Linked DNA regions of Mus musculus: all the other regions are linked to region 1. Evidence: chromatin loops called from intact Hi-C (ENCODE). Cell type or tissue: heart. All regions are shown on one strand.

Region 1 (8,000 bases):
CACTGGATGGGCAGATGGTCTGGGGTGACAAAGAATGAACAAAACCTGAGGAACAAGCCAGTAGGGGTTTCCTTTCAGCTTCCTGCCTTGACCTCCCTCAGGAACTAAAACTGTCAAAATGAAAAAAACCCTTTCCTCCTCAAGGTTTTTGGTCATGGTGGTTTTTTCTTCCTTCCTTCCTTCCTTCCTTCCTTCCTTCCTTCTTTCCTTCCTTCCTTGCTTCCTTCATTTCTACTGTTGTTTTCTTTCTTCTTCACAGCTACAGAAAGCTACTGAAGACGGAATTGGTATGAGGACCATGGCACATCATGACAGACCTAACCATTGGAACTCTGTGCTGGAAAAGCCACGGAGCCCTCAGCACTCACTGGGCCATTGGAGGAGCTCCAAGGCAGAGAGCAGGGCAGATGATGCAGGTTTGCCTGTGAACGTCAAGAGGGAAATCAAGACTCTACCTGGGCCATTCGTGTGGTATTTTGTATTAAGAATCTTCCCACATTTAATCCCAGCACTTGGGACACAGAGGCAGGCAGATCTCTGAGTTCAACCCACCCACCCCGTTGGTTCTGCTCAGCCAGAGCTGTAAGACCAGACCAGAACCACTGCAGTGTGAAACCCTTGCCAGGGCTGAGATCAGCTGTGACTAAGAAAATAACAATATCGTTAAGACAAAAACCTTCTGGGATAAGCTTCCTGAGGGTCAACGGACAGAGCTGTTGTCTAGAGGGGGCCAAAGCCCGCTCATGCCTGCAGCCAAACTTGGCCAAGTGTATGCACCTTCCAGATGGTACTGATTGTGAGGGCATGAAGAGTCATGGAGAACAGTAGAGGCTGGGCATAGGAAGAGGCCAGGTCAAACTTCAGTTTCAGGGAAACCCCAGGATTGAAAGGATCATGGAGAGAGGCTGAGGCCTGGCATCATGATGCAGGGTGAGAGAGCCCAAAGAGAGGCCAAGAGGCAATCGGTGCCATTGGTAAGGGGAAGCCTGCGGTTCCGGCAGTTTGGAAATGCCAACACCATGGGATGACCACCAAGGACAGCAGCAGCTACGGAGTGGAGCCAGCCTCAGCCTGTGAGATGTGTTCTGTGGGCCCTGCAGAGCAGAGGGAGCGGAGAAGACCCTGAGTCCCGCACCTCTGACAGCGAGCTTCACAGGGCTGCACTTCAGTTCTCCTTCCAGTGCGAGTGCGCTCATGGTCTTCCCTCTTGGAGTGAGATTAGGTCTTTTTACAGGTGCCCGGTAATGGATATTACAGAGAGGTTTGAACTTTGAAAGAGACTGCATTTTTAAAGTGAAAAAATTTAAAAGCCTGTGGAACTTCTGAAAGTTGGAATTTGTTTTATATTGAGATATCCATATTAATAAGGTCTTGGGGATAAACAAAAAGGAGAGGGTTATGGTTTCATGGTGATATGTCGATTGGTGTTGACAAGGAAGCAATTGGTTCTGCTTGGCTTTTGTTGACCTGGCATGAACATAGACGTATCTAGGAAGAAGGAACCTCAACTGAGAAAATGTCTATTTCAGACTGTTTGTAGGCAAGTCTGTAGGTAAGGCATTTTCTCAATGACAGTAAGGGGGGGGGGGGTAGCACTCTCCGGGTGGTATCACCCCTAGGCAAGTGGTCCTGGGTGGTATGAGAAAGCAGGCTGAGCAAGTCGTGAGGCGCAGGCCAGGGGCAGTGATCCTCCATGGTATTTGCTTCAGTGCCTACCTCTGTGTAGATTCACCCATGCAATTCTTGTTTTTTTTTTTTTTTTTTTTTTTTTTTTGAGACAGGGTTTCTCTGTATAGCCCTGGCTGTCCTGGAACTCACTTTGTAGACCAGGCTGGCCTCGAACTCAGAAATCCGCCTCTCTCTGCCTCCCAAGTGCTGGGATTAAAGGCGTGCGCCACCACCGCCTGGCTCACCCATGCAGTTCTTACATGCTGCCCCACACTTTCGGTTTATGATGTTAAAGACCCGGAGGTTCCCCCCACCCCCTAAATGTTTTACTTTTAATATGTCATTTAATATTGAGCCTTCTTTGAAAGCAGTTAAGTTTGATTATATATATAAAACGGGTCTTAAGGCGTTCTCTATAATGTAAAAATCATGTGTTTCCTAGGAGACAGAAAACAACACCAAGGCTCTCCCGGTGAGAACTTTCATGGGCGGCTTCAAAGCGAAGAGACTCAAGGGCCAGGGCTTTTAGCGTCTCAAACTGTCCCCCTTCCCTGCAGCCACCACTCACTCCACCCTCACCCTTGACAACTCCCACCGTCCCCGATCCCTCAGCTCCGTCCCGCCACCTTTCGACCCAGTACGTTCGCACTTCCCGGAAGCCCAAATCCCGGCTTAGCTCAGCCTCACTTGGCATCCCGGCTGCTCTCCTCCGAGTCGGCGGTTGGCTGGCGAGCCTGGGTTTCCTCCAGCCGTTGGTCTTTCATCCCCGGTCAACCCTGATGCTCCTTTCCCACCCCGGGCTACGGCAAATCTCCCCAAATCCTCGCGACCCCGGGCGCTGCCCCCTGACCCCGAAGCCGCCGGCCTCCCTTTCCGCACCTGAGCAGAGCCGGTGCACCTTCAGCCGCCCGTTGTAGACGCGGGCCACCTGCGCCGTGAGCTCTTCCAGCTCCGTGCTCCCGGGCGCCTGCAGTAAGAACTGGCTCTCGTCGCCTCTCTTCACGTGCAGCACAACCATGGCTGCGCCAGAGGCGCCGCCGAGGTGGCAAGGCTGCGGGGCAGGGACCACGAGGCCCGAGCCGGGTCGGCCGGACCCACACCAGCCTGAGATTAACCGCTGCTCCGAGGAGGAACCGTGGAACGCGGCTCACGCTTCAGCCCGGAGGGATGAAGAAAACGGCGCACGCTCGCGGAAGTGGCTGTTGCCAGGGGCAACAGTCAAACATTGAGCTCGTGCCCAGTTAGAACTCGCGCCTGGAAGGCCGGAGGCGCTGAAGAACAGGTTGTGCGGGCCGCACAGTCGCCGCTCCCGGAAGTAGCTGTTGCCCGGGCAACCAAAACCCAAACTAACAGCTAGAGGCCTGTGCGGACGGTCCGGGGACTCGGGAGATGTCCGCTGGAGGAGCATGGCGACTCCTGGATTAAGAATGAGAGCGAGCGCTGGGCACTATGGGAGCATAGCCGCCGCCAAACTCAGACTGGTTTCGCGCAGGCACGGATCGCTTCCGGAAATGCCTTCTGCTTTGGGTCTCCGGTCAAAAAGTGGGGAGCGCTGCTGCTGTGCAGAGCTCATTTAGTTCCACAGCTGTCTATCGCCCGTCCCATGGAGTCTCGGTCCCCCACAATCTCAGATAGGGCAAGCGGGCGCAGCGCTGTTCTTCCAGGGCGCTCAGACACAGCTGAGGATCCCATTTTAGTGTTATAAAGAGAAAACAAATGGATGGAAGAAAATCAAATAGAGGAGTAAAGAAAATTAGCAAAGAAAATTAACCTGTGCTTTGAAATGATCTCAAACTCATAGTTTCGCTAAATGGTGAGGGTTTTTTGTTTGTTTGTGGTGATGGCACATTAAATTTTTTACTTGCCAATGGAAATTCCTGGAAAGAAGCTGTGTAATAAAAACAGCAGTGATGTGGAGAGGCTGTGAATCTGCGGGTCCAGACTGATTACCTTGTCTCTGTTAGCTATAGCTCCTAGAACAGACGTCCATTGCCCTCCTATGGGTCAGAAATAACTTGCATATAGGCTCTGAAATCTATAAACGTAGCTTTCACTAACCCAAAAGTTAAGAATATCGTCAAATAGCATCTGGTAACTAAAGAAAAACTTCGTCTTACTGTATATGCCTCTCTGGCATTTCCACCAATGTATTTTAAACTTGCCATGACTTACGACTTTGTCTTAGAGAGCTACAAAACTTTGTGAACATGGAATTTGGGGTAACCCAAATCTGTCATGGTCATTCATTCAAATTTGGCTTCAGAATAAACTACCTCTTATTCCCTGCATGTATTATGTGCACACACACACACACACACACACACACGAATGTGGGAGTGCACACATGCATAGAGAGAAAAAAAAACCTCTTCCCTTTTGAGTAAAGAAGTCAGCTGGTGATAAAGACATATTTATTTCATATGACAGCACATCTCACAAGATATGTACAGAATGTATACCAGCAACTTTAATACTGTACTTCTATAAAGTATATAGTTATAAATACTGTATGCCACATAAGCGATAAACCTCTTACATACATATAAACAGCAATCTACTAGAGAGAACAGAGACTCACAGAGATTCTTAGTGTCTGTTTTCTGCTTTGACCAGACCTGGCAAATACACACGATGTCGAGTTCTTTGTAGCAAACTTTAACTTGCTTTGTGCGTTTCAGCAGCTACCAGACTTCCTGACAAGGCAGAGCTATTGCTCTGCAGACATTACAGTGGTTCACACCTGAGGGAGTCACTGCTCAGGGCTGCGATCCACACTGCTTCAGTTTTCTAAAGTGGATTAGCTTGCTAATGGGGAGTGGATACCATACACACTACTCACACAGATGTTACAGCCACAATCTCAACAAGTTAATTCACATTTTGAAGCACACTGCTCTAGTAATACTGCAGTTTAAAAGCTACTACTGTTGAAATGATTAGAACCCCAACAAGCACGATCTAAAACTCACAAGAGTTATTGCTAACAGCGAGTGATGGCTGCAGCAGAGTTACTTCTATAAACACAGGATTGTGATAACACTGAGCATTTGCAAAGGTGCTCTGTCCTAACAGATCTGCTCTAGGAGAGAAGTGCGATGCAGCCTGCTGTGCTTTTACACGGAGGTGAGGGCAGCCATACGTCCTTTCTAATCTTACAATACACATCTTTAAAGGTTCAGGTAGGTAGATGTAGGAACGTGGGTGTAAGCACATAACTCTCTTTTTATATAAAGAGAACATTAAGTCTTAATGGGTAAGGATGTTTTAACTTCAGCTGACTGACAACCAACTGACCAAACAATAGCTTAGGGAGTTTTCTGACTGGCTTAACTAATGATATCAAAATACTATGTTTTTGTTGTTTTGTTTTTTTTTTGTTTGTTTGTTTTTTGTTTTTGTTTTTTTGTAAAAATTCCATGTATTTTTTCCCACAAAATTAATAAACGTAAGATCAGTTGCATACTGGCAGTGCAGGAGACAAAATCCACAGCTAATTTGAGGTATAGCCTCTAAAGCCTTAAAGCAGCATCATGGATGTGCTATGTAGCCTCTTACATGGGAGAACATACACTGGACATGTTCCTAATTCAGACCACTCAACAGCTGAAAGCAGAGCTCCAGGCAACTGGCAAACAGAAAGGTATGGAAGGGCAAAGGGCCACGCAGAGAAAAGAGCACACGGACAATGTTCCTCCGTGAAGCTGGTGGTGTGCGCCCACTCTTCTATCTGTCCACGTGACCGACCACGTCCAGACGGCCAACTGTAAATGCCCAGAGAAAGGCATCATAGAGGTACAGAGGAGGAAGGTAATGAGGGTGACTCTGAAGGGCTGGGGTAGAGAATAATAGGAAATGGCAGTTCTCTAAAGGGATTATTCTACTCCAGGATGCACAATCAGTCAAAATATAGAAAGCACAGCCGGTGGCGGCCATCTTCTTGACAGATATTGAAAAAAGGACATTGTCAGAACTGTTAGGTAAAATTTGATCTGAATTATATCAAGTTTTATAAGTATGTGGATGTATACATGTTTGTGTGCATAAATACAGACATATACTCATAGTGTACACATACACAGACCTTTTGACTAAAGTGATGCCTTTCACAACAATCTCACCAGAACTCTGGAAGCTCTTTGGTAAGTATCCATGACTACCAATCCTCAACAGCACAATGGGCTGCAGTCCTGTCAGCTGCAGTTGTGTGGGCTTTACGTGATTTTTATGTGACTATGCGAATAAGGACTATTTTCTAGAGTAGTTTTAAGCACTTTTAAAAATAGTTCCTGCTCTATTCTATTCATCTGAAGAGAAAAAGTAGAACTCCAGTTAATAAGAGGATGTCTTTGTTATTTCTGATATACACAAATTCCAGCTTTCTCCACATCCTCCAGTGGTATTTTATATAAATATCAGTGCTCTTACTGATCATTTATTGCACATGACTGACTAATGCCCCATTCTCTTGGATCCACCCTGACAAAACAGAAACAAACAGCCAAACACACGAGGAGAAACTCCCGCCCTCCCTACTTAATTATCTTTCCGTGAAGTCCAATGTGGAAGGTGCCTTAGATGGCAGGGTTGTGCTAGGTCCTGCAGATGAGGTTGTGCCAGGTGGTAGCAGAGGGACAGGAGGTGGTGGTGGTGGTGGCCTTCTGGCTGGCAACACACAGAAAGAAACGCTCGCACCTTTACTCCAGTCATCATCAAATGAAGCTGGCGCGTTACCCACTAAGTCTGGACAAACTGACTTTGACTTTCCTGTTGTAGGAAAGTTGTCGTCTTCGTCAAAGGTTACCCATCCTTTGGGGTTGCTTGTTTTTACTGTAGACTGGCTCTGCAGATCAAAATTGTCCTCAAAGCCACCAAGCGAACTTGAAGCCTTGCTCGTGTCATGACTGAGAGGCATGAGAGGAGGGAAGGGACTGTTGGGAACAGGCTCTTCTTTGGAGAGCCAAGAAGTTGCCTCTGATTCTTGGGACTGAACTCTAAATGGGTTTCCAGGGGCAGCAGTCCTGTCTGTAAAAGGGTTCCGGCAGGGCAGGCTGGGAAACGGGTTTGCAGAACTGCCCATACTCTCCTGTGACTTGCTTTCCTCTGGACCTGGAGGCCTGGTTGGCATGCAACTTACAGAACTCAAAGGGTTAACTTGACTTTGCGATGCAGAAGGCAACTGAATCAACATCTTTGGGTCTGGGGTTAGAACAGGTGAAATCTGAACAGAAGGCTGAGCCTTTGATACAGCAAGCACACTAAGTGAGAGATCTTCAAATGGGTCACTCTTCAATGTTGGCTCTTGTTTGACACCAGAAATGCCATTTATTTTTACCTGGAAAAGAATAAACACTGAATGATCAATTTTTAAAATTTATTACTACTCCCTTCTCTTCCTAATTTTATTACTTCTCCTTTTTTTTGAGCAATTATACAAATTTAAAAACTAAAAAGTACCTATATAGAATTTTTGCTTTGGTGGTTTAATAAATAGGGTAAAATCAGTAAAATTATGTTAAGAATTCATAACTAGATAAATCCATGGTTGTTAAATCTCAAAGAAATGTGATGGAATAATTTCTTCCATTCGATTTTTGAAATGGTAAAAAAGAATTATACAAAATGATGAATTTGCTCATGCTCTGTTCTTTTAAAGTTTAACAAAAACTTAAGAAACATATAAGAGCATTTACTAAATATGCATAATAAACTTCCAATACCCATCTATGAAAATATGTTTCATCTAAATTCCCTATAGAAATTCAATTTTATGAATAAAAGATAACTTATTAATATATTCATAAATTCAAAGCTATAAATGGGAACTTTCCCTTTTTGTATTTGGCAGTGAATTTTCAAAGCTTTCTTTCAGTTTTTAATGACAGTTTGCCTTTGTAGCTTACTCACTGAATAACATAAGCTTCTTTAACTGACCTTGCTCACCCTGTCAGGCAAGACAGATAACTCATTCCAATGATGATTTAAAATGGAAGGGGACATTTCATTTTTCTATGAGCACTGATTCTAAAAAAAAAAAAAAAATAAATGAGGAGACTCTGAATACACTGGCCATGGGAGGAATTTTCAGAGTTCACTTCATGGCCATAAAAATTTTGCACTTCTTCCTAAATCCCTTTGTTGACTATAAAGCTGGTTAATGGAGGATAGTCGCTGGCCTGAACAAGGCTCAGCTGAAATCAGACTACCAATTACAGTGAGGCCTACATTACCAACCCTCACCTTAGAATAACTTAGATCTACGTAAGACTTGGAGACTTGTGATGGCATCAGCAGTGCTTTCTCATCAGCAGTGCCTTCTACAGAGAAGGCACTGG
Region 2 (8,000 bases), 130 kb before region 1:
GACCTACATCCTAGAGTAACTGCCTATTAGCTCCATGGTGGTGGGCAGGTCACTGAATGCTGAGTTCTGATACCTTATCTACAACATGAGCAAGAGCAAGGGGCCACCTAACCGGGCTTACATAAAGTCTAAAGGGGCTGATGCTGGTACTGCATACAGCACAAAGTAAAGCCTTCGAAGCCCGCTGCACTTGGGTGGCCTCTGCTCACACTCAGGCCTTCTCAACCTCACTTCCTACTGCGTGTAGCGTTTCCCCTGCAACTGTACTCGCTCCTTAAACATTCTCAAGGAACGCTGCTGCCCTAGGCTCCCGCAGCGCAGCCAAGTGCAACAGTGAGCAAGTACCACATCTGACAGAGGTGGCCCAGGGTGACAGTGGCTCTATCCCTCAGGTCTCCTAGGCTCCCGCAGCCCAGCCAAGTGCAACAGTGAGCAAGTACCACATCTGACAGAGGTGGCCCAGGGTGACAGTGGCTCTATCCCTCAGGTCTCCTAGGCTCCCACAGCGCAGCCAAGTGCAACAGTGAGCAAGTACCACATCTGACAGAGGTGGCCCAGGGTGACAGTGGCTCTATCCCTCAGGTCTCCTAGGCTCCCGCAGCCCAGCCAAGTGCAACAGTGAGCAAGTACCACATCTGACAGAGGTGGCCCAGGGTGACAGTGGCTCTATCCCTCAGGTCTCCTAGGCTCCCACAGCGCAGCCAAGTGCAACAGTGAGCAAGTACCACATCTGACAGAGGTGGCCCAGGGTGACAGTGGCTCTATCCCTCAGGTCTCCTAGGCTCCCGCAGCCCAGCCAAGTGCAACAGTGAGCAAGTACCACATCTGACAGAGGTGGCCCAGGCCGACAGTGGCTCTATCCCTCAGGTCTCCTAGGCTCCCACAGCGCAGCCAAGTGCAACAGTGAGCAAGTACCACATCTGACAGAGGTGGCCCAGGGCGACAGTGGCTCTATCCCTCAGGTCTCCTAGGCTCCCGCAGCACAGCCAAGTGCAACAGGGAGCAAGTACCACATCTGACAGAGGTGGCCCAGGGCGACAGTGGCTCTATCCCTCAGGTCTCCTAGGCTCCCGCAGCACAGCCAAGTGCAACAGGGAGCAAGTACCACATCTGACAGAGGTGGCCCAGAGTGACAGTGGCTCTATCCCTCAGGTCTCCAAGAGTCACTCACGATACCAACTCCTCTTCTTCAGGGCAGCAAACATAGACTCCAAGAAACAGTAAGGGTTGCCACGGCAGAGAGTGGTGCTAATACTTTCTTAAAGAGACACTTTCCAGACTAAACCTCCAGGTAGTGCAAGGTGCTCTAAGATGGGAGCTTCTAGTCTATTATTATACTTGCCAGCTCTACAGCCATCTTTCCAGTCACTGTTTTCTGAGCTCTTACCACATACAACAGACCTGGGATATGCTGGTGAATGGTCTCCACCAACGTGGTACAACCAATGGTATCCAAAGGTACACAGAGATGTATTAAGGACCTACTAGTTCCTTAGACACACACCACAAACTGGTGAGTGCTTTGCAGACAAGAGGGGGGGAAAGGTTGTTAAGAGGTTATAACTGCAGAATGTGGTTTTGACCAGGGGCCGGGGAGGCGTCCCTAAGTAAGGTTGCACCTGATACTAAAAGAATGAGTTGGGGGACAGGGGTGAGACAGTGCTTCAAGTCACTGATGTGAAAAGTCCCAGGCTGGGGGGACGGGGACACATTGTGGGTTGGTACACTGGGGTTGGTATCTGGGAGTAGGGAGTAGGTCTAAGATGGAGACAAACGAGTAGGAAGGCAAGATGGACTAGTGGTCAGGACTTTGTCTATTAAAAGTGCAGTAGGGCCGGACGTGGTGGCGCACGCCTTTAATCCCAGCACTCGGGAGGTGGAGGCAGGCGGATTTCTGAGTTCGAGGCCAGCCTGGTCTACAGAGTGAGTTCCAGGACAGCCAGGGCTATACAGAGAAACCCTGTCTCAAAAAGAAAAAAAAAAGAATTAAAAAAAAAAAGTGCAGTAGGAAGGCAAGATGGACTAGTGGTGATAACTGTGGCTATTAAAGTGCAGTAGGATGGCACCACAGGATGCCACAAGAGGAGCGGACTGGCAGTTTAAAAGGTCACCTCGTCTTGCATGTGTGATGGGACACAAGGAAACAAATGTAGAAAAGACACCAAGCCTGGACAGCTCTGGCCATTATCACAGAAAGGCTAATGGTGCCTGGACTAGAGTGACCACCAAGGAAGTACATGTGGAACTGCAGACTCCAGAGACACACACACAGGAGACCACTGAGCCAAGGGATGACCGAGCACAAGGAGGGAGGAACATCTAGGAGACTGGGCCTGTCTGGTACTGCAATGAGGAACAGGGATAACACTTACCCCGTCACCAGTGAAGGGCAAGTATGTTGAAGAACCAGACTTGAGCAGATCCTTTCTGATCTAGAATCCCGACTCACTGGTCAGTCATCTCTCTACTGCTGACACTACTCAACTGAGTAGCCTTTGCCACTGAATCCCAAAGCTCCTCTCCACCACACAAAGGGAACAGCAAGAGCAACCTAAAAATCCCCAACACACACCCACCAATCCAATCCTTGAGAGCATTCCCATGACAGGAACTCAATGTGTACCAAGGAGGGAAAGGGAGAGAAAAATCCTGACATTATAGTCAAATAAAAATCTCCAAACTCCCACATTCACCCACTGACTTCAGCTTCGCAACGTCTTTCAATCACTTCATTAGTCATGTACCTGCCAACCTAGCTGTCCCCTGAAATGTAGACAGAAGCCTTTCAGGAACCGAGCTGGCGCTTTTCTTCTGCCAGGAAGGCTCCTTTCCCTATACAATTCTACAACTCATGAAAAACCTGCTTCCTTGGGGAAGCCTTCTTTGATTTCACAGATCAAGGTCCCAGGCCCATTAGGCACAATGGATAGCTGGCTCCTTCTGGAAGACCCGTGACTATGTGACTTTGCTGGTCACCTGCTTTCCCAAACTATCAGATTTGCAATGGCAAGACCTGTGCCAGGGTTTTATTCGCCCATTACATCTCTACCTAACAAACAGCAACTGCAATTAAATATCGAATAAGTGTGTGGGGCGCTAAATTCTGTGCTAGCAAAGGTGTCATCTTCTAAGCAAACGACCAAGGCGAGGCACCAAACGTTTAAAAATAAAAATTGTAAGAAAAACATTAGCTGAGAATACTTTTTGAGTCAGGGTCTCACTATATAGTGTTTACCGAGTCCCCTGGCTTGAGTTAGCCCAGGGCAGTTCAGGGAGACGGACAGCTTACTCTTCTTTGGACTGGCAGCAGCAGCAGCAGTCAGGAGTGCTCTGCCAACATGACACTGTCAGGATGGCACCAATTCTATCCTTAATCTTCAAATATTTCTAATGTTGGAAGTCAAGGTGTACTTGGTCTGGCACTTTCTAAGAAGATAAGGCTGGCCTTCAACTGACAGAAATCCTCTTGCCTCTTCCTCCCTCTAAAGTGCTGAATTAAAGGCACGAACCATCAAGCCCTGCGATAGTTTATTAACTTTGTAGTTTTGTTAACCTAAGAGAAATATTTCGCTGTCTTGTTTTTACCACCGCGTTGACGTCTGAACATGGTAACATGTTCAACTGTGGTTCTCCTCACAACCAATGTACTCCTTGCACGATTAGAAGTCGTTGTGAAGTGGTGTCACACTCTGCAGCGAGTGAAATTAAATTACAGAATCTGGCCCCTCTCGGTTACCGGTCCGGACAATCCTAGTCACTCGATTTAGTTGTAGGTCCTTATGGAACTTGTTACACGTGACATCCCGCCATTATCAGGGTTGACAGTTGGTTACTATGGGAACGGCTACTGACAGCCCAAGCAAGCTATCTCACTGAACTATTCTTGACTAACTCCGAGCCGGGCTCCGAGGCGCCGCTGTGCCGGCTACTGCCCCGAAGCTGAGGAGTCCGCTCCCACTCACCCGGTCCTGGGCCCTGCGCATCCTTCAGCAGGGTCTTGAACCGCACGCCCGTGAACTCCTCCGCTCGCGTTCGCTTGACTGTGCCAGCGGGGGACGCCGCGCTGCTGGGACCCTCTGACGCCTTCCTCTTGGGGACCCCCATGGCCCAAACCACCGGGCCAGCAAAACGGCACCCTCGGAAAACCCACGCGACCGGAAGCACCGGCGGCAAGGAAGGGGCGGGACTGGAAGGAAAGGCGGAGCCTATGAGGGGAAGCCGGTAAAAGAGCCGGTCTTCGGGTGAGAAAGGGCGGAAGGGGCGGGGCCTGCTGAAGGGGGCGTGGAGAAGGTAGAACACCTGGGGGCGGGGCCTTCTGGGGCGTGTCTCTGGGTGGTGTGGGCGTGGCTTGGTGCTTGGGTGGGGCCTGTAGGGCCTGGGATTTCCCCAAGGGTTCTCTGGCTGTGCTCTGCCTGCAAAGAAAAATCACATACCCGCCCTTAGCTGCAACAATCTGGGGCAGATGGATCAAAATGCTTCCCCTGCTCCCGCAACTCCCTGAGCAGGAAGAACTCCCAGACCCACAAAGAGCAGCACAAAGAGCTCAGATATTTAAAAATCTCTGAGCATTTTAATGATATCCTTTGAACAACTTCATGAGATTGATACTTCCTCAGTTCAAGCCCCCTGCGTGTAAGTGTAAGCCGGGTGAATTCCCGAGGGCTTGACATCAGGTGGACTTACCTCTGAAAAGCCCTAGCTTGGGAATGTGGTCCAGAGTGTCCGTAACCCTGAATCCCCAGTTTTTGTCACAACCCTAGCCAGAAGGCCTAGGCTGGTTAGATGTCATTTCAAGTAACCTCCATCCACGCTTGCTTCCCCCAAACCTTGATGCACTCCTTCTGTGGTGCTGAAGGCCAGGGGCGATCAAAGAAAGCAAGCATTTAAGAAAACCTCCTTGGACAGTGCCCGCATCTCAGCACCCTCGTTAAAAAGGAGACAACAAAGCCGGCTCTCCCCAGTCCTGGGCTGGAGAACGGCAAGTAATGTAATGTTTAAAGAACTGCTTTAAGGGGACAGAGAGTACGATACAGTTTTTATTTGTTGTAAGCTGTTGATTTACAGGCTGCATTCAATGCTCTGGCAAAAATGTGGGAAAGTAAAAACAGTCAGTTGCATAATTAAAAAAAACAGATCTTATCAATATCTTGGTATGTATTTAAAATTCCAAACTAGCCTGTTAGTTGGGAAATCGATGGTTTCTGAAATTCTCTGTCATATTCTTCTAGTCTAATAAGGCACACTTTTGGAAGCAAGTATCTTTTAAGCATCTAAGAATGTGGTCCCTGTCACTCCTATGATTTTAGAGTCCCTAAGAGAAAAACAAACAAACAAACAACAACAACAACACTTGCCTTTGACTTTGAGCCTGTAGCCTACAGAAACAACTGCATCTGTGGGAATCCCTAGGTCCCGGGCCTGTCAGAAAAATGAAGATGACTAAAACCATGAATAATTTTGAGAGAAGAGGCTGAAGACCGACTTGTGACCAATTGCCCATGTTGACACTCACCAGGACCCAAACAAAAGGCAGCAAGAAGAAGGAAGAAACAGTCTAAAGCCTTGAGTTTAGCTTATGTGATGTTGGGGGAAATTATCATCTCTCTGTACTAGTGGAAGTTATAAATAATTGGGGGTGGGGGTGTGGCTGGGAGGGTGATGGTCTCAGCTCAATCCCCAGAACTCACACGGTGAAAGGAGAGACCTCCTCTCACAAATTGCTTTGTGGCCTCTACATGCATGCTGTGGCAAGTCTCTCTCTCTCTCTCTCTCTCTCTCTCTCTCTCTCTCACACACACACACACACACACAGCTCACAAAATATTTTTTAAACCCACAAGAATTAGTGAGACCAGGGAACTTACCAGGGTACTCAGGATCCTAGCCTCAATTACATAGAAGCTGCCCCTGTCCATCCTAGCCTTAGATAAAGGGATACCCGATGGCAAGTAATTACTCAGAATTACAGATGGATGTTTGAGACTGGCTCAGAGCAGTCCTCTAAATAACTAGGCCAGGTCTTTGATACTTTGCCCAATGCCAAGCTCACCAGCCGACAGTGAGCTAGCCTGCCACGAGAAGCCCTGTGTTATTTGTCTCAGTGGCCGTTACTTATCTTGTGACAGTGACTGAAAACCTGGCAGAAATGGGAGAAGAATTTACTTTGGCCACAAGTTTTAAAAACTGTCAATGTGTTATGGTAGGGAGGACTCAGTGTCTGGGGCAACTCACCCACGGAGGTAGGGGCTTGCCTCACACTTTTCATACATTGGTAGAAACAAAATTTGGACCACATCCAGTAGATATCACCCTCAAGGCCCACTCCCAGCCTCATTTCTGCTACCTAAGCTACGCTCTCGAATGTTCTACCTCCCCAGGTAGGGTCAGCATCTGGGGCCCAAACCCTCAAACAGTTCCCAAGTTTTCTCTGTTCTGTTGAAGGCTGAGCATCACTATTCTAGAACATTCTATCCGTTTCAGAGCCTTTGAAGCTTCTTCCTGACTTTCTTCTTCCTTCAGTGACTCTGATGTTCACTTCACCCGACTTCCTGTCCATTCTTCACTGTGGCTTTGTACCGTCCTTTATTTTGTTTTGTTTTGCCTTTCTTACTTATTGGAGATACAGAATAGTCTCTGTTAATGTGCACCAAACACAATGGCACCAAGCTCAGATGCTCCACCTCCATTGCCTGGAACACACACTGGACCAACAAATGTTTGTTTAGTAAGTATCTGGATATGACTATGAATGAATGCACGGACCCGAGTTTTCACCTTGGTTTAAATTCTAGTTCTGCTCAGTCAGAATCCATAACAAGTTCACGTTAAACTGTTTATCATGGATGCAGAGTAAGAGAGTTATAGCATCATCGTCCATGGGAGAGATGCTTTCACGGTATTATCTCTGCTACTGCTTTGAAGTGCAGGAACTCAAAGCCAGAGAGTCAAACATGTTAGGCAAGACCTCTACCAATGACCTACATCCCCGGCCCCGAGCTGAGCTCCTCTTGATAGTCTCAGCTTTCGCCTTGATGAGAGCTCACTGGCACAGTCAGAGTGTAGAAATCAGAGGCATGATGCCTGTCTTCGTTTTGATTCCAGTCCTGGTCTCTTCAGTTGGTATGCGTCTTAGTGCGATGTTTACTGAGATCAGGACAGACAGATCTTCTGCCTGCTGAGCAAAGAGAACACCCATGGGCATCTGGGCACTCAGTCCAAGTCCACAAAAGGCCAACACCCACCAACAGCGGCCATGGGCACTGCTTTTTGTAATCGGTGATAATAGATTCAAGAAAGCATAACACGGTTCACTTACCCCACTAAAGGGTCACTAAGGATGTAACAAAGCTGACAAGTTCTGTGAAGACCAACAGTTTACACCAAGAATCCAAGGTGAGAAGTTAAAAGGTCATATGGTAATTAAGTGAAATATTTGAACAATAAATGCATCATGGTCATAAACTCCAGGTTATTTCATCGTCGATATCTTACTGAAATGGTAGTTTAAAAAGAAAAAAAAAAGAAAAAGCAGAAACAATTAGTTTGTCAATTTTTTTTCCTTCTCTGAGAAAGAAACTTGAGGAGGAATAGAAAATATTCCTATTGTTCTACGTAGAATAAAATAACCATGTGAAGCTCGTCTTGGTTTGGTTTTAGAACACTTGTAGTGTAGGTGACGTTTGTCTTCTTAGACTCCTCCCAAGTCTGCTGTCTACTTGTTCTTGTTGCTGTGATAAAACACTCTGAACAAAAGCCACTTAGGAGAAGAAAGGGTCTGTTGGTCTTACACATCTAGGTTGCATCCATTACTGAGGAGAGCAAAGACAAGGACCCAGACTAGAACCTGAAGCCCAGGCCATGGAGGAATGTTGCCTACTGGCTCCAGCACAGGCTCACCCAGGGCCACCTTCCTAGAGGCAGTGCCTCTCACCGTAGGCTGGGGCGTCCTATATCAATTAACACTAAGACAATGCTCCACAAACCTGCCCACAGGCCAGTCT
Region 3 (8,000 bases), 210 kb before region 1:
TCAGAGGACCCTAAGGTGTAACTGAGGTGCAGTGCATTACAAAGTTAAAGTATGAAGAGGAATAAACATCAAATTATAGCAGCTCACAATGGCAGCTCTAAGTCCATTACTCTGAGCACCAAATAACTAAACACAGCCATTCTCTCCTCATAGAGACCCTGTAAACGCACCCCTCCCGAGGCTTGGGCCAGATAGCCCTCCGTATTCACTTTCTATTAGAAATATGTCACTACTGGAATAAGCCTCCCCCTCAGGTAGTCAGGTGGCCAAACAGCATGACACCCGGAGACCCAAGGACAAGCAGAGCAAACCTAAGAAGCCACTGCTTGCTTTATATGACTTTCCAGAAGAGACTTCGATATTTTCACGTTTGTGGGACAGACCCTTGATTATCAAGATCTAGAGAGACAGTGAGAAGTTAACAGCTCCTACAGGAGCTGAGATTGGTTCCCAGCGCCCACACAGCAGCTCAGCCTCCCTAACTCCAGTTCTGGCTTTCCGGGAACCAGGCTCACATGCAGCACGCATACATACATGCAGCACGCATACATACATGCAGGCCGACCTCTGAGTTTGAGGCCAGCCGGGTCTACTTAGTGAGTTCCAGGACAGCCAGGGCTACACAGAGAAACCTTATCTCAAAAAAACCAAAACAAAATAAGTAAAATATAAATAAACAAAAAATTCAATTGATTTTTCACTTCAAAGAAAGGTCATACATTTCCTCCTACAATCTACTATCTGTCTTTTCCAATACCAAATAAATTCTTTACCATCAGAAATTGTTACTCCAGAACACACATGAACCTAACGGTGGTGATTTTGTACTGTTGTCGTCACACAGCTTCTGAGGACCTAATTCTGTGAGAACCAGTCACAAGGCAGCCGCTCATCTATTAGACCTACCTTTCAACGGCTTCAACGCTGAGGCAGAACAAGTCGCGCTTGTAGTCCAGGTTCTTAGGAGTGCATCTGTACACATAGCCAAGGCTGAGGGAGCAGCCCGTGCAGTACAGCGCCTCAAGGATGCTGCAACAGAGAAGCACCACTGCTTAGGGAGAAAGCAGCAATCTCTTTAAGAACCCTCCTTGCTCAAACCCATGAGCTGGGGCTGGCAAGATGGCTCAGGTAAAGGTGCTTGCTGCCAAGCATAACAACCTGATTCAATCTCAGGACCCACACAGTGAAACAAGAGTCCCTGACCTACACACACACACACACACACACACACACACAGACGAATGCACACAAGCATGCATGCAGGCAGGCAGACATGCACATGCACACACACGCCTCCTCTGTAGGCCAGCCCTCCTACCCCATCCTCCTGTGGCAAGTGGTGGGTGAGAAGGCTGCATCAGCACACACAGCTTCTCTCTGACACATCGAGTCACACAGATGAGGAAGAACAAAGGCAGGAGGACTCAGGAGAACTACAAGCACCGCCCTCGGCTGCACCACCTTGGGCAACACAAATGCCAAGCCAGGGTTTTCCAGAACTGAGTCCCTGATCTGGTACTGAGACAAACTACTTAAAATCTGGAAAAGCAACAAAAAGATTCTGGGTCTCCTGTTCTTACAGTCGGGCTGCCATCTGTGGCCTCGGTGGGAGAGGATGCACCTAGCCCTGCAGAGACTTGATGTGCCACGGAGGTGGGGACACACAGGGGAGACCCCACCCACTCAGAGAAGGGGAGGGGAGAGTGGGGGAAGGACTGTGGGAGGGGGTGACTGGGAGGGGAGCAGTGAGTAAGATGAGAAAGGAAAAGAGAGAGAGAGAGAGAGAGACAGACAGACAGACAGATGGATGGATGCTTATAAAGGTCCAAATTTAAAAACACAGATTCTGCATGTCTTTTACAATGTCCAACCCATCATTAATATTCTAGGTAGGAAAAGAGGCAATTTTATTGTAATGAAGCAGAGAATATGCATTTGAGGCTTTTAAGCCACCTGGTGTCTGATGTAAGCATTAACCCTGTACTGTAGCCGTAGAACCAGTCTCACTCACAGACCTCCAGGAATGGTGGGACACACCTTTAATCCCAGCATTTGGGAGGCAGGTGGATCTCTGAGGGCAAGACCAGCCTGGTTTATCCAGTAAGCTCCCGGACAGGCAGGGCTACACAGGGAAACCGTCTTGAAAATAAAGAAACAAATAAAAACATGGCCAACCCACGTGCCAGTCTGTAACTCTGCTCCAGGAGCAGGCAGTGGGTTTGCAGACTTTCAGACAAAAGTTCTGCACAGTTGGGTGATGCCCCATGGCAAGAACAACTGCACAAGCCCGGTGGGGAGTATTCACCATGAATCAGCTTGGTCTCCTGGTCCTCTGCCCCAACCATCCAGGTGCTGGGACTGTAGATGTGTGTCACCATGACCAGTTAGTTACCTCAGTCGCTGACATGCATCTGCCATGTCCATGCTAGACCTGTCCTGTTTCCTTACACTGTACTTTGACATAAACACTTTACTATCAACTAGAGACGTGTCAATACAGGCGATTAACGGCATTTTACTGAAGTTTCTGTTATTTCTCTGCGTAACTGTTTCTCCAGTCTTCTTGGCTCCTGTTCCACGGATCTGGCTCTCCCTCTGTGCCCGCTCACATCTTTAAACTGTCCGCACAGTCCAATGTCTCCCAAAAGCCCTTGCAAATTAATGTACCTAAATTACCATTCTACAGTCCCAACATTTACCAAATGCTTACTGGATTTTTAGATCTACTCTTTTTTGTTTGTTTGTTTTTTGGTTTTTCGAGACAGGGTTTCTCTGTGTAGCCTTGGCTGTCCTAGAACTCACTTTGTAGACCAGGCTGGCCTCGAACTCAGAAATCTGCCTGCCTCTGCCTCCCGAGTGCTGGGATTAAAGGCGTGCGCCACCACGCCCGGCTAGATCTACTCTTAATTAAAGTACTGGAATGTACACGACAATGGGTTATTACTTCAAAGTATTTTAATTCCTCCTTCACATGGGACCTGTTACCACTAAGTGTCTGTTCTTGACATCATACCAAAGGGAGCCACTGAAGAGCCAGGCAAGGCAAGACAGACATGGAGATGCTTTCTAATTATCACAACAACATATGGAACAAAGGTCAAAACATCACCACCAGGTAAAATTTCACTAGTGATAGAACTGGTTAAGCTATCTGCCACTCATTCGGTATTGTTTCCATGGTGTGTTTAAAAGACTTCCCATAAGATATGTCGATATATCTTGGGGTTGAGGGACTGGGTGAGAGCCTAAAAGCAGCACTACTCTTGCAGAGCACCTGAGTTGTTCCCAGAATCTACACAGCAGCTCACAGGGTTATTGGGCTTACACTTCCATATTGTAGTCCATCGGTGAAGGAAGTCAGGACACAAACGCAAAGGGGGCAGGAACCTGGAGGCAGGAGCTGATGCAGAGGCCATGGAGGGGTGCTGCTTACTAGCTTGTTCAGCCCGCTTTCTTACAGTACGCAGGGCCATCAGCCCAGGAGTGGCCCCACCCACAATGGGCTGGCCCCTCCCACAATGGGCTGGGCCTCCCCATGGATCACTAGTGAGGAAAAGGCTTTCCAGGCTTGCCTACAGCTCAACCTTATGGAGGCTCTTCCTCACTGAGGTTCCCTCCTCCTCTTCAGATAGAGCTAAACTAACATAGAACTAGGCAGGATAGGTTCTTTATCATAGTCCACACTAATCCAGACCCTAGAACACCCTTGGGGAACAGTAGGGAGTAAGCGGCCACTATCATTGGGCCCAATTCAGCTTATCATTGAACAAGACTTGAGAAGCAACACGAGGCACTATAAAGCAGCTTTAAACAAGAACTGGCTCAATTGTAAGACCCTCCTCGGTAAAGGACAGAAATCAGGAAAACAGAGATAGTACTGCTAGCTCTATAGGCGGCTTCTGAAGCCCATCCCATGCCTTCGTTGACCACTATAATGACTTAGCCAGATGTTCAGTAGAAAGGACCTTCTGAAAAACGTAAAAGCATCCCAAAGCAACACAGTATTTCACAGGGCCCTGGTGAAACAAACCCAAGACAATTTAAGGCAATACAAACAACGGGTTGAGGCCATGCAAGCAAAGAGCTCAAGTAACCCCAGATCACTGACAGGGAAAGGCGGCTCCTTCTCAAATCTCTACCAATCTGAAGCCTGGTCAGTGGGAACACAGTCAGTGCAGAAGAGTGGACCTGCTACACAGACCTGACACACATGGAAAAGGAGCTGACATTAAAAGACTCAAGACGGGAAGCAGAACACCTCAGAGGGAGGAAGGCAATGCCCCGATCCCTGTAAGACTTACTGTAATCAGTGCTCTAGCCGAGGGGAAGCTAATTCCTTGGGCTCGTAGCCTTTGGCCACAAAATAAAATATCACCTAAAGTTGAGATTTGGAGAGATGGCTCAATGGTTAAGAGCACTGGCTGCTCTTGTAGAGAGAGAGCCAAGTTCAACTCCCAGTACCCACAGTGCAGCTCACAACTGTCTGTAACTCCCAGTTCCAGAGGATCCAATGCCCTCTTCTGACCTTCCTAGGCACCAGGCACACACATGGTGAACATACATACATACTTGCAAAATACTCATACATAGAAAATAATAAATTTAAAAATATATGAAATTGAGATTTCCAAGCTTGAAATCAGCTACTTGCCAACAACATAATCTGTCACACCCATATCATCTTTATCAATGTCAATGCAATTTCCCTGCCAGTTTCTATAACACTTATATTCGAATATTACTAAAACCATTATTAAAACCTTCAAGTCAGTCCCACCTCTTGATTCTCTGATTGAGGTACTACCTGAACTAGTTTCTACACCTCAGCAAGACACGGCTCCTCTCTGGGGTAGCAAACATAAAAGGCAGAGCTTTCTACTCAGTCTGCTGAGGACAGCACTTGCCAACACTAGTTAGTAGTCAGCCGTGACAAGTTATCTGTCCCCTCGGCCCCAGCACATGGAACCTGGGACTAGTGACTTACAGCCACAGATGGCCTGTCTGCGTAGCCCAGTCAGCTGTGGGTGTGGGCTCTGTATTAGTATTTTCTGTCTGCCAGTACAAGGAAGAGACAGGCAGCACTGGGACAGGAATAGGACACTTTCAACTTGGAGATTTTAAGATAGATATTTTCTGCTTTACTTTCCATTTTCTTTGGCACCAAACTCAGAGCCCTAAAAATCAGTGTTAAATACACTTTCAGAATCTTAGAAACTCCCACTTTCCGATCTTAAGGGGCTATCACCATCAAATAATGGATCCTTTCTTCTTTTCAATGCATTCAATTACCATGAAAAGTTATATCTCAAGCAATCTCACAGAACGGTCGGTAGAAGATTTTTCCTTAAAATTAAAGTTTTCAGCCGGGCGTGGTGGCGCACGCCTTTAATCCCAGCACTCGGGAGGCAGAGGCAGGCTGATTTCTGAGTTCGAGGCCAGCCTGGTCTACAAAGTGAGTTCCAGGACAGGCAGGGCTATACAGAGAAACCCTGTCTCGAAAAACCAAAAATAAATAAATAAAATAAAATTTTCTCTCACATATTCACATAAATATCTTACTTACCAACCGTCTTCATCTCTGCACTTGGACAGTTTCGGTTCCTTATCCACAGAGACGTTACAGGAGACGCCTGGAAAGAGAGTCGCAACACTTTGTTAGTGTGGTTTGTTGTTACACACCTGCAGACAGGAACTTTTAACTCAACTTTAACTTGTATTTTAGAGGACTAGGGGAAAAAAAGAGCCCAAAGACTGGTGGGAAGTGGGGTACTCCCGTGGTTCAGCACTAAAGGGATGGGGGCCTTCTGGGAGAAGAGGTGGAACAAGGATTACTTCACATCCTTTTCTGAAAACCAGTGGGGTTAAGAGATAAACAAAATGACCCAGCGAAGAGCATTGGGACTCACCCAGTAAAGACATCGCCTACTCTGTGGCCATATACCATACACTTATTTAATCGTCCCCGTTATCCCATCATTATCCCTCGTTTTGGAGACGAGAAACTTGAGGCACAAGCAGTTGAACAGACTGCCCAAGGACACTAAGCTAAGTCCCCAAAGCAGCTGACAGAGTCCGTCAGATGTGAAAACACTCCCCTGAAGGAAGCACCTTCCTAAAACGTCAGGATGACGCTCAACCGCTGCCCTTGGGGGGCATGGAAGACCCAGGAAAAAACTTGTCACTCGTGAGCCACCCACAGGGACGCCTCTCCTGCGGTTTGCTGGGACAGCTCTCGTCCCCACCCCAGCCCCCGCAGCCCCAGGAAACCCCGACGCAGGAGGGCGGCCCGAACTGACTGCGCAACAGGATGCAGTTGGTGTCCTCCTGGCTGGCCACCCAGGTGAGCGAGTCGCCCAGTGGCCGGCGACAGCGGGCACAAAGGAACACCAGCGGGTTCTCCGCCGCGGCCGCCTTCTCCTCAGGCCGTTCCTTCTCTAGCCCTAACGCGTCTGCGCTCGACATGTTTGCCCACTTCTGCAGCCGCAGGTAGCGGCTCGAGTCTTCCGACAGACGCTTCTCCAGCAGGGGGGACTCGCTCGACATAGCCAGGCGGTTTTAACCACAAGCGGTCAAGGAACATCCCAGAGACCAGGAAGCAGCCATGACATACGAATTTGCCGCGCCCCGGAACCTCACGGGAATAATACCTCTGCGCATGCGCAAGGTGCAAGAGGCGGGGCACCGCCCGAAGGGGTGGGACCTGAAGAAGGGCCCGACTGCATCGAAGGCGCATGCTCGCCATCTGACCGGCGCGCGAGCCGCGCTCACTGCGCTTGCGTCCTGCGGTCTTCCTGAGCGAAAGCTGGTGAACTGGGGTGCTGGGGTGCTATCTGCGGGCATTTCAGCTCCTTCCGCCGCTGCTGAGAAAGTTGAAGGCTTCGAATTAAATGAGTAGCAGCTCACCTAGTTCCTCCACACTGTTAGCGGGCATGCCCGTGCTGGGTAAGCAGACCCATCTTCACGGAGCCGAAAGTGGACCCAGGAATTCCAAGCGGTGTACTGCAAGTCACATCTCTGATTCTAGCCCGTCTGCTCCCGGAGACCCGCTTTCCTACATCTAGAAAAAAACAGGGGTCTGTGGCGAGCCAAAGACGCCCCCTGCCTCAAGGACCCAGCGTTACTGAGACTAGCACTGCAAGGAAAAAATATGAGAAGCTGGAGGGGACAGCATCGCTGTGGCTACAGAGTGGGCGTGTGTCTGGGTCAGAGTATGGTTCACCCTACTCCAGGGCGGGAAGGACGGTCAGTCTAAAGAAAGTCAGCTTTTGATTTCAAAGACCACAGGCTAGAGGGAAGGCGCGCCACCACGAACAGCCTGGATGCATCAGTAAGAAACAACACGCAAAGACCACCATATCCCCCTCCCCCCCCCCCCCCCCCCCAGTCACACTACCCAGTTCGCTTCACTAAACTACATCACACTTACCACCTATTTTCGTATCTCTGGCCACTAGCAAAAAGTTTCAAATCCTAAGTCGTTGACCTGACCGAGGTGGTACCAGGCTGGAAACTAGAAAGGCTATTTTGCCTTCTCTGAATATGATTTTGACTTTCTGTTTTTTGAATCTTTTTTTTTTTTTTTTTGTCCAGGCTGCCCAGGAATTCATTATGTAGCTCACCCACAGTGATCCTCCTGCTTCAGCCTCCCACATGCTAGGATAACAGCCCAGCCCAGAGGCAAAGAAATGACTCCTTTTGGAACCTATTTCAACAAGTCCCTGAGGCGTATCGACCTTTAACCGCCAGGAATCCTGTGGTCCTGCTTGAGGTGTGCCAAGACGGAACGGAGCAAAGAATACCATAAACCAACAGACTTTGCAAATACACTGGAAGGTACACCAATAGGCAGATTACAGCAAAGCAGTGGGACCCTGCTGTAGACCCTGATGCTACCTGGCCATACTCTTAGCATTTTGGTTATAAGCTGGGGAATCTGTTTGTACACATTAAAGTATTTAACTAATAGTCAGAAGGATATGGCCACATACAAGGGAGGGGAG
Region 4 (8,000 bases), 76 kb after region 1:
CTGAAAACAGGTAAAGTCATAACTTGCAAGTCCGCAGTGACTTCCCATTTGTAACTGTATCTAGACAACATTAATACATCAAGTAATGTCAACCAAACACAAGCAGCTGATAACAGTTTACATTACTAGCCAAGCCCCTCCGGCCTCATGTTTTTATTTCAGTGTTCAATACTATAAGCACATCTACAGTATGACACACATTATGGAGATTAACACTGGAGCATGGCATTTTTCATTTTATTAAAACATAACCAATATGCTTTAATAAAACATAACATAAAAACCAATTTGGAACACTGAAGTTCATACTGAATATTACTTAAACTTTTTCTTAGATTGTGTCTGCCCCTTGTCTCTCCCTTTAAATCATATTACTGGAAACACCAAGAATACAGACATTTGTTATATACTAATCTTTGCTTAAGGGTTGTTCATTATGTCACTATCATTTTCTCTACCAGAATAAAATTTTACTATTTCAGTCAGGTTACACTTGAACCAACATAGAAATCATATATGCATAAGTCTGGATTTTATGCTCTTATTGAGTCTAAAGAGCAGTATTTAAACTATTTAAGGCTTATACTAGTAAATATGTCATTTAAGCGCGCGCGTGCGTGCGTGCGCGTGCGTGGAGGCCAGAGACTGATTAAGCATCTTCCTTTATTGCTCTCCATATTATTTTCTGAGTTAGATTCTTATGCCAAATCTGGATCTTAGAAACTTGACCACAACAGCTGACCAGAGATCCCCGAGACCTTCCTGCCTCTGCTTCCCCAGTGCTGGGATTATAAGCATGTGACGCCCTGCCAGGCTTTCATGAAGGGACTGTAGATCACACTCAGACCTGCATGCTCACATGGCAAGCATTTACCAACTGACCATCTCTTAAGTCCAAACATCATGTTCAATAAACAGTCTGAGCAAAATATAAGAGGGCTGGGGGTGTGGTTCAGTTGGCAGAGTGCTCGCCTAGCATGTATGAAGCCCTAAGGTCAATCCTGCACAGTAGTGCACACCTGTATTCTCAGCACTCAGGAGAAGGGGGAGGGGGTGGTGGTCTGGAATTCAGTGGCATTGGCTATATCATGAAGGTCCCAGCTATAACTCTAATAGACTGTTAAAGTAATAATGATAATTAATAATAATAATAATAATAATAATAATAATAATAAAAGAACAAGTAGTTACCATTAGAAAATCTGTTTAAAACAAATACTTGAGACAATCCCAAACTGGGGTTGTCTGCCCCAGTCTTGTATTAAGAATGAAGCATGGGGTACATTCGATGTCTCAGCAGGTAAAAAGCTTTTGCCACCAAGCCTGAAGACCTGAGTTCAATCCCTGGGGCCTATATAGTAGGAGGAGCTCCCAGAAGCTGTCCTGATCTCCACTTGTCCCCTACCTACACACAAATAAATGACTAAATTAAAAAAAAAAAAATGAACGAAACACAATGTGAATTAGTCCTTTTATTTTCATCTATCTGCCACAAATTTACCCAAACATCATTTTGTGTGGTACAATAAGTAATCCTTTTAAAATAAAGGTCATTTTTCAATAATATGAAATCAAGCACATATGTCACATGAAATATTTTAGGAGCTGTCTGCAATTCTTATTAAAGATATAAAAGCTTAGGCTGGAGAAGCGGATGGTCAGCACTTGCCTAGAGTGACTGAAGCCCTGAATCTGACCCACCAATACCACACATGAGCACAAGGGACACCTGAATAAATAAATAAACAAATAAGGGTTTGATGTATGATGCACAGATCATACCATTCCTATTAAATCTGACTAACAAAATTCTGGGTATAACAGGAGATGCAAGCTGTCTTATTGGGTTAATGTGATAAAGACAAAATTGCAACACCATTTTACAAAAAGATAAACTTCTAGAAGCAGAACAGATGGAAAACAAACTCCCAGCAGCAAAATCTGCACCGCCCTGCACCACCATCACCCCAATAAAAACCCTAAGCTATCTCAGTTTACAGAAAATAAGGCTTCATTCAAATTAAGCCAAAGCACAAACCCGTACGCTAAAGCTCAGAAGATCAAATTCAGGGAGAAGGTTCTCAAGAACCTTTTTTTTATAAACTGTTGAACTCGCGAGTTACAACCAAAACAGAGATCAGAATCGGGCAGGTGAAAACACGTGACTTACAGAGCACAGCCACAGCCCCAGACTCGAACATGAGACATTCTTCCTTATGCCTAGTTTCCACTATGAGGCTGAACGGTGGGGGATCCAATTTGTGGTAGATTCGAAATCCTTTGCTGAACGCCATTCTCCTTTCTTCAGAGGCAGCCCTGTGGAAACCAAGTCAATGCACCTGAGGTTTCCTTCTGCTGCAAGGACTGCTAGGCGTCCTCCTGAGGTCCCTCACTGACAAGTTTGATGGGGGTTGGGGGTAGAGAAAAAGAGAGCTCAGGGGTGAACGGTTTATTCCAAAAGATAAGGCGTCACCTTTTTTTTTTTTTTTCTTAACCAAAAGGCAAAAGGAAACGCGTCCAGTTCTCAAGATACGGCAGGACAAGGCAGGGGTTTTTAGCACCGTCGGTCCTGATTTGGATAAGGTGGATTTCCCATTTAATTTATGTTTCCCCAAAGGGAAAATCTGTAGCGTATTTTCAGTTGGGGTTGTTTATCGGCTTCCTGCTTCACGATCTGTCACTACGGGAAGGGAACTGATGGGGAAACTTCAAGCCGATCCCTAGGCGGAATGGGCAAGGGGATGGGAGGGAAGGTTAATCAGGCTGATTCAAAGCTCCTGAGGGGGCCGGAGAGGGACGGGATTATCACACCGCGGACTCTCCAGGGCGGCGGCGAAGGGCAGGGAAAGCCACACAGGTGACTGCCGCCTCCTGCCCAGTCACGAAGCTCACCGTGACGAATGGATCCCACCGCCACTCAACGAGATCCCGGGGAGCCGGGGGGAACTGAGGCACCGGGCGCTTCAGCGCCTCCATTACGCACCGCCAGAGATACCCGGGAGCCTGTGCCGACGGGGTCCTTTCCCGCCCGCTGGGTGACAGCCGCTGTCACGGCAAGCCACCCGCAGCCCCGGGGTCTCCACACAACCCGCCGCCCTCGGCCCTCGGCCGCCTCTCACCGCTTGCGACCCGGCTGCGACGGCCGCCACCGCTCAGGAAGCGTCCACCCGGCCGGCCGGCTGCCCCTGGGTAGAGCCCGGGCCGCTCCCCGCCCCCCGCCCTCCCGCCCGCTGCCTCACCTCTTCCTCCGGCTCCTCCTCCTCCTTCTCCCGCAGCCTCCGCCGCTACAGCCGCCCGAAGCGTCACTTCCGCTCCAGCAGGTCCAGCTCTTCCGCATTGCGCCGCTGCCCAGGCGGAAGGCCCGCCCCTTAGGGTGAAAGGGCGGAGCCGTTTCCGCCCACGCGGGACCGTGCTGCCGAGCAGGGCGCTTACTGGTCACCGGGTTCCTGCGGCCGCCGCGTCCTGGGTCCGTGAAGCGAGCCTCCGTCGCCCCGGGAGTGGGAAGGTGGCACGGCCAGGGGAGCCGGCAGAGGGAGGGTCCGTCCTCCTCGCGTGGAGCCCTGTAGCTCTGCCCTCCCCGCGGGCGACAGGGAGGGACTTCAGGAAAGAGCTGGGGGAGCCCGTGTTGATTCGTGCTCGAGTCGGGCATCAGGACCACCCCCTGCCGCCTCCGCAGACCTGATGGGCGATGGGCGAGTGCGAGGCGGGGGACGGTGTGCACCCCGCGCCGGCTGGGTGGCGCTCGAAGAGCTGTCCATGGTGTCTGTCGTCAGGGAGGCAGCAGGAGGCTGTTCCCTGGCTGTTTCAGTGTGTTCTCCGAGCTCCAGGGGCGATGGAAGAGTGCTCAACCGAATGCAGTGGAGAGTGGGGGAAGCCAGCAACCAGAAACTCCAGGCAGTCAAACAAAACATGGCTGTCACTGTCGATTTGCCAGCCGTGGAATTTTATAACTAAGGGCATCACACTGTTTCAAACTATCTTTTTAAACGAGACATTATGTCTAAAACTTGTGTCCAGCAGAATTATTCTGCCTATACTTCAGAGACAAAAATGGGAGGACATTGTAGTCCCTGGGGCTTTAGAGAGGAATTGAGAATCCAAGGAGCACGGCAATCATGTTCCATTTGCCTTTGCTTTCCCCTAGCCTCTTCCCCTTTTTACTTTCTTCCCAAAAGCACAATTTAAATATGACGTATTGCATAAAAACATTTCCTCTAACATGCTGTCATGTGACTCAACGCTTCTCTATTTTAGAGAAGACAAATCCACCCTAGTTTTAAAATATTAAAAGCAAACTAAACACAAGAGAAGCCACCTCCAGCCAAGGAGATACACACTTGGATTCAGTTCTTAGATCTTTTCACTTAGTCTCCTAAGAACAACTTTTACTTTTTTGTTGTGGTTACAGTAACCACAAGCTTATAATAACAATTGCTTGCTGTGAATTGTGGTTAGCCATTTTTCCCTCCCAAGAAGTGTCCATTTCAGGTGGGGACAGTCCTTTAAATAAAACAGGGATGTTTGAGAGTGGGATTTTTCTTAAGTGTGATGACTGTATATGACATGCACCGACAAAAACGGGTTCAGGAGAGCTGGCCACTGAATTGTAGTACTTTGGAGGTAGCTTTTGTTTTTTGAGACAAAGTAGCACAGAGCCCAGGCTAGTGTGCCAACCATACCTGGTTTACGTGGTGACAGACTGAACCCAAAGCTTCATGCGTACCAGGCAGGCATTCTACAAGCTGGGGGGCATCCCCAGCCCTAGGGATGAACCTTTTTATGACAACTGAAATTACCCCAAGTGGAGCTGTAATCAAACTTGCTTACCCCATCATTCTTTTCACACCAAGAATCCCTGTGAAACTACACCAAAAACTCTTTGTCAAGGTGGAAATCATGGCACTAAGCGCTTTCTAAAGCCAGCCTTCTGCCTATTCTTGGTATCCTGAACTAAGAAAGCGGAGGTCCAAGCTTCTGTTATAATGTCTTTCTTCAAATTAAGCTAAAGCAGCAGTGGTAGGTCTTAGCTTTCCCAAGTCCTTTCAAAATACATTTTTAATTATAAAATAAACCCAAGATTTGAAAAGCATACTAGTGACCTTTGAACATTCCTTATTGTCCCTTTTCTATTTATTATTGTTACAACATATCCAAGTAGCTGCACGTTTTAGCAAACCAGTGTCTATAGTAGACTAACTCAAAATATATAGGCACAGTCTAAAGCTTTGCAAAGAAGCCAATTGTGCTGACTGGAACTGAGCAATGGTGAGGCTGTCAGAATGCTCATACCCTGATTCTTGTCGCTAGCAAACGACAGATGACTGGGTGACCCGAGTCTAAAAAAGTTTTGGATATCTGGTAGACTGTTGTGGTTATACAAGAGACCGAGACGAAATCACAGGTACCGTTTGTTACAAAGGAGGCAGAGGGGAATCAGGTCCCCATGTAGGGGCATGAAGACAAATGGTAGAATGGAGAATTATGACAAACCCAGGTGCACCAGAAACCACTAGAATCTATACGTTGAGCTGAGAACCTTTATAAGATACATGATTCCAGTGACAGTTATTTCCAGTTTTTGGCCTTAAGCACTCAAGAGAGTAGCTGTTCTAAGACACTCAGCTAGTAAATACCAGTGTTATGGCAGCTGAGAATTCCATATTTAGTGCTCTTTACTCATTCAGGAGTGACAACCTCGTCGAGACATAACGAGCACTTTCTATATGCAGTTCTGGTCTCCATTCACCTTGCATCAGACTCCTAGGACAGTGTCCAAGCCTGTTCCTAAGTGTTAGCATAGGCAGTTGGAGCTTATCCAAACAATTACTAAAGCTGGATATAGGAAGAGTGGTTTTATACTGATGGGCTTGGAAACAGTTTAAGGCCCAAATACATATTTGTGTTTGTTTTAATTCATGAGAATGAGTGCTCTGAAATTTAATTTCCCTTAGGAGCCAAGAAAGATTAATAACAACAACAATGACAAAAAAAAAAAAACCAAAAAACAAAAAACACAACCCTCATCCTTAATGAATATGTGGAGATAAGTCATAATACCTCCAGAACTGATGGAGAAAGGAGAGCACAACACTGTCCAAGTGCACACTGGCCTGTTAACAGCCTCACCATATGAACCACTGTATGTATGCTCTGAACTTAGTCACCAGCAAGATACAACAAAAGGCGTGTTTAAAAATTAATTTAATGCTTGGCTAAAGCTTAATTACATATATATTTTTCAAACGATAGTCCTGAATTTCTGAAAAGTTACTCTTCTGAAAATCACAGAATCAGAAAGCATCAACCTTAAAACAAGTTTCTCTGAGTATTTACAGTGTGGTAGAAACATTACAGAATACCATGGATAGTAAATTGCCTGGGTGTGTCTGATCAGCAAGGCATGTTCTTTATTGCATATATAACTCACATATGTGGGATTCAAAACAGGATAGACTAAAGAAATGCATATCTATAGCTGGGCAGGGAAGACAATAGTGAGAAAGGTCAGTCAGCCCAGGCCATGCAGTTAGTTTGTGGCTCATCCTACCCCACACTACTGCATATGTCGCCTCAGGCTCGTATTAAACCCACAGCTGCCTCCAGGGCAGACTCCCAGAAGTCCCACACTCACTCAACGACAAAGTCTTATTTCAGTTTTCATTTTAAGGCAGCACAACTACAGTGACAGCAGTCACTGTGGGGGGTGAAGGTCATCACCTGCCAGCCCTTCAGCTGCTGCAGTGCAGTATTTCCCTAAGATGATTGCTATTGGGTAAGTTCCTGCTGTTAAAAAGCCTCCTCTGTAGAAAAACACTGCAAAATTTCCAGCATGAAAATCCATGGTGGTATAAATATACATGCACACACACACACACACACACACACACACACACACAGACACGCAAAATTATACAACTTACACTAAACACTCATCATTTATAGAGCATACGTAAACGAAGTTAATTTAATGACCATATAAAATACTTCCATAAACAAAATATGACAGGCAGTAAAGAAACATCCATAGACTCCTAGAAATAATCTGAGTTCCTTTCATTCTCAAGAAATCACATTTAAGGACACGGTATTAATATAATGTTTTTGTATTAAAACAAGAATCAGTATATTACAGTTTAAGAAACTTTACATATATACAAAATGTACACACTGGAAATGGCAGCAAAGCAAACACTTTTTGGTCGCAGATCTATTTTCCTTCAATCAGAGACTTGACTTCCTTCACATTGTGGTCACTTGCAACAGATATAGCGTGATCCAAAGCCCGAACGCTTGCAAGAAGTTTTACTATCTGTTTTATATTTTCCCTGAAAGAGATAACAAAATTTGTAATATTATATTGAGATAAAATTTGTTCTTGATTTTACACTAACTTAGAGAATCTGCAGTACAGCCTTCCAAGCATGGATTTTACGTATGGAGAAGAAGACGTGGACGCTACAGCAGGTTTTACAGCATCTGCAGGGCTGGCATATGGTTCACCTGCAAAGATGCTTGCCACCAAACCTCTGTGGAGCCACTCTCCAGATCCCACTAGTGGGAGGAGAGAACCAAAACCTGGAAGCCATCCTGACTGCCCCACGGGCAACACGACAGGTATGTATGTCACTCTCAAAACAACATGAAATGTATGAGAAAAAATTAATCTGTTATCTAGCCACATAAAACAAAACTCATGTGTAAATGATTGGTCCAGGGACAGGAAATTCATTCATATACAGAATAAAACAACTTCATTTAGATAAATGATTTTGATTAATATCTACAAAGAACCCCAGTGTGATCCCAAGCCGCCCTGGAGCGCTGTCTGCTTCCTTCCCAGCCATACAGTCCAGGTCCTTCTGGAGCACAGCTTAACACAAACTCTACTTCACCAACCTATCAAGAGGCAGCCTCCAACTCCTAAATTCATCCACTAAAGCCTATTTCTGCTTTCTTTCTCAGCCCTGCCGTAAGTACTCTGCCTTACTTTGAAGAAACCC

The links. Hi-C counts contacts between places; a loop is a spot of excess contacts. Peaks named below come from ENCODE experiments on the same cell type or tissue, not always from the same donor. Only the 100,000 strongest peaks of a DNase experiment are listed, where the experiment ranks them.
Region 2: a loop joins it to region 1, with 2.5 times the contacts of the local background. A loop is called at or near these places in 19 of 42 quality-filtered maps.
Region 3: it touches region 1 in a loop (11-fold over the local background); 6 of 42 quality-filtered maps call a loop at or near these places.
Region 4: a loop joins it to region 1, with 4 times the contacts of the local background. A loop is called at or near these places in 10 of 42 quality-filtered maps.

What each region holds. Positions count from the first base shown.
Region 1 is chr16:90,932,035-90,940,034 of GRCm38, forward strand. Cfap298 (cilia and flagella associate protien 298) reads right to left here and starts at 2,815. Exons shown (of 7, transcript NM_026502.2): 1 at 2,548-2,815. The coding sequence starts at 2,686. It overlaps Synj1 (synaptojanin 1), which reads right to left. Exons shown (of 32, transcript NM_001164483.1): 32 at 4,063-7,000. The coding sequence ends at 6,206. In heart, no CTCF peak of the experiment used is centred here; DNase peaks (open chromatin) are centred at 2,367 and 3,047; H3K4me3 peaks cover 2,286 bases; H3K27ac peaks cover 1,571 bases.
Region 2 is chr16:90,806,237-90,814,236 of GRCm38, forward strand. Urb1 (URB1 ribosome biogenesis 1 homolog (S. cerevisiae)) reads right to left here and starts at 4,177. Exons shown (of 39, transcript NM_029497.1): 1 at 3,963-4,177. The coding sequence starts at 4,104. In heart, no CTCF peak of the experiment used is centred here; a DNase peak (open chromatin) is centred at 4,285; H3K4me3 peaks cover 1,693 bases; H3K27ac peaks cover 1,066 bases.
Region 3 is chr16:90,720,730-90,728,729 of GRCm38, forward strand. It overlaps Mis18a (MIS18 kinetochore protein A), which reads right to left and starts at 6,642. Exons shown (of 5, transcript NM_025642.1): 1 at 6,297-6,642; 2 at 5,564-5,630; 3 at 907-1,029; 4 at 1-21. The coding sequence starts at 6,543. It overlaps Gm17518 (a long non-coding RNA gene), which reads left to right and starts at 6,691. Exons shown (of 2, transcript XR_876238.3): 1 at 6,691-6,942; 2 at 7,591-8,000. In heart, a CTCF peak has its summit at 6,571 (motif pointing right); a DNase peak (open chromatin) is centred at 6,642; H3K4me3 peaks cover 1,986 bases; H3K27ac peaks cover 1,664 bases.
Region 4 is chr16:91,007,854-91,015,853 of GRCm38, forward strand. It overlaps Synj1 (synaptojanin 1), which reads right to left and starts at 3,455. Exons shown (of 32, transcript NM_001164483.1): 1 at 3,240-3,455; 2 at 2,171-2,316. The coding sequence starts at 3,337. Paxbp1 (PAX3 and PAX7 binding protein 1) reads right to left here. Exons shown (of 18, transcript NM_026110.2): 18 at 6,184-7,325. The coding sequence ends at 7,208. It overlaps 4930404I05Rik (RIKEN cDNA 4930404I05 gene), which reads left to right and starts at 3,396. Exons shown (of 3, transcript NR_028368.1): 1 at 3,396-3,466; 2 at 7,396-7,614; 3 at 7,963-8,000. In heart, no CTCF peak of the experiment used is centred here; a DNase peak (open chromatin) is centred at 3,408; H3K4me3 peaks cover 2,537 bases; H3K27ac peaks cover 1,432 bases.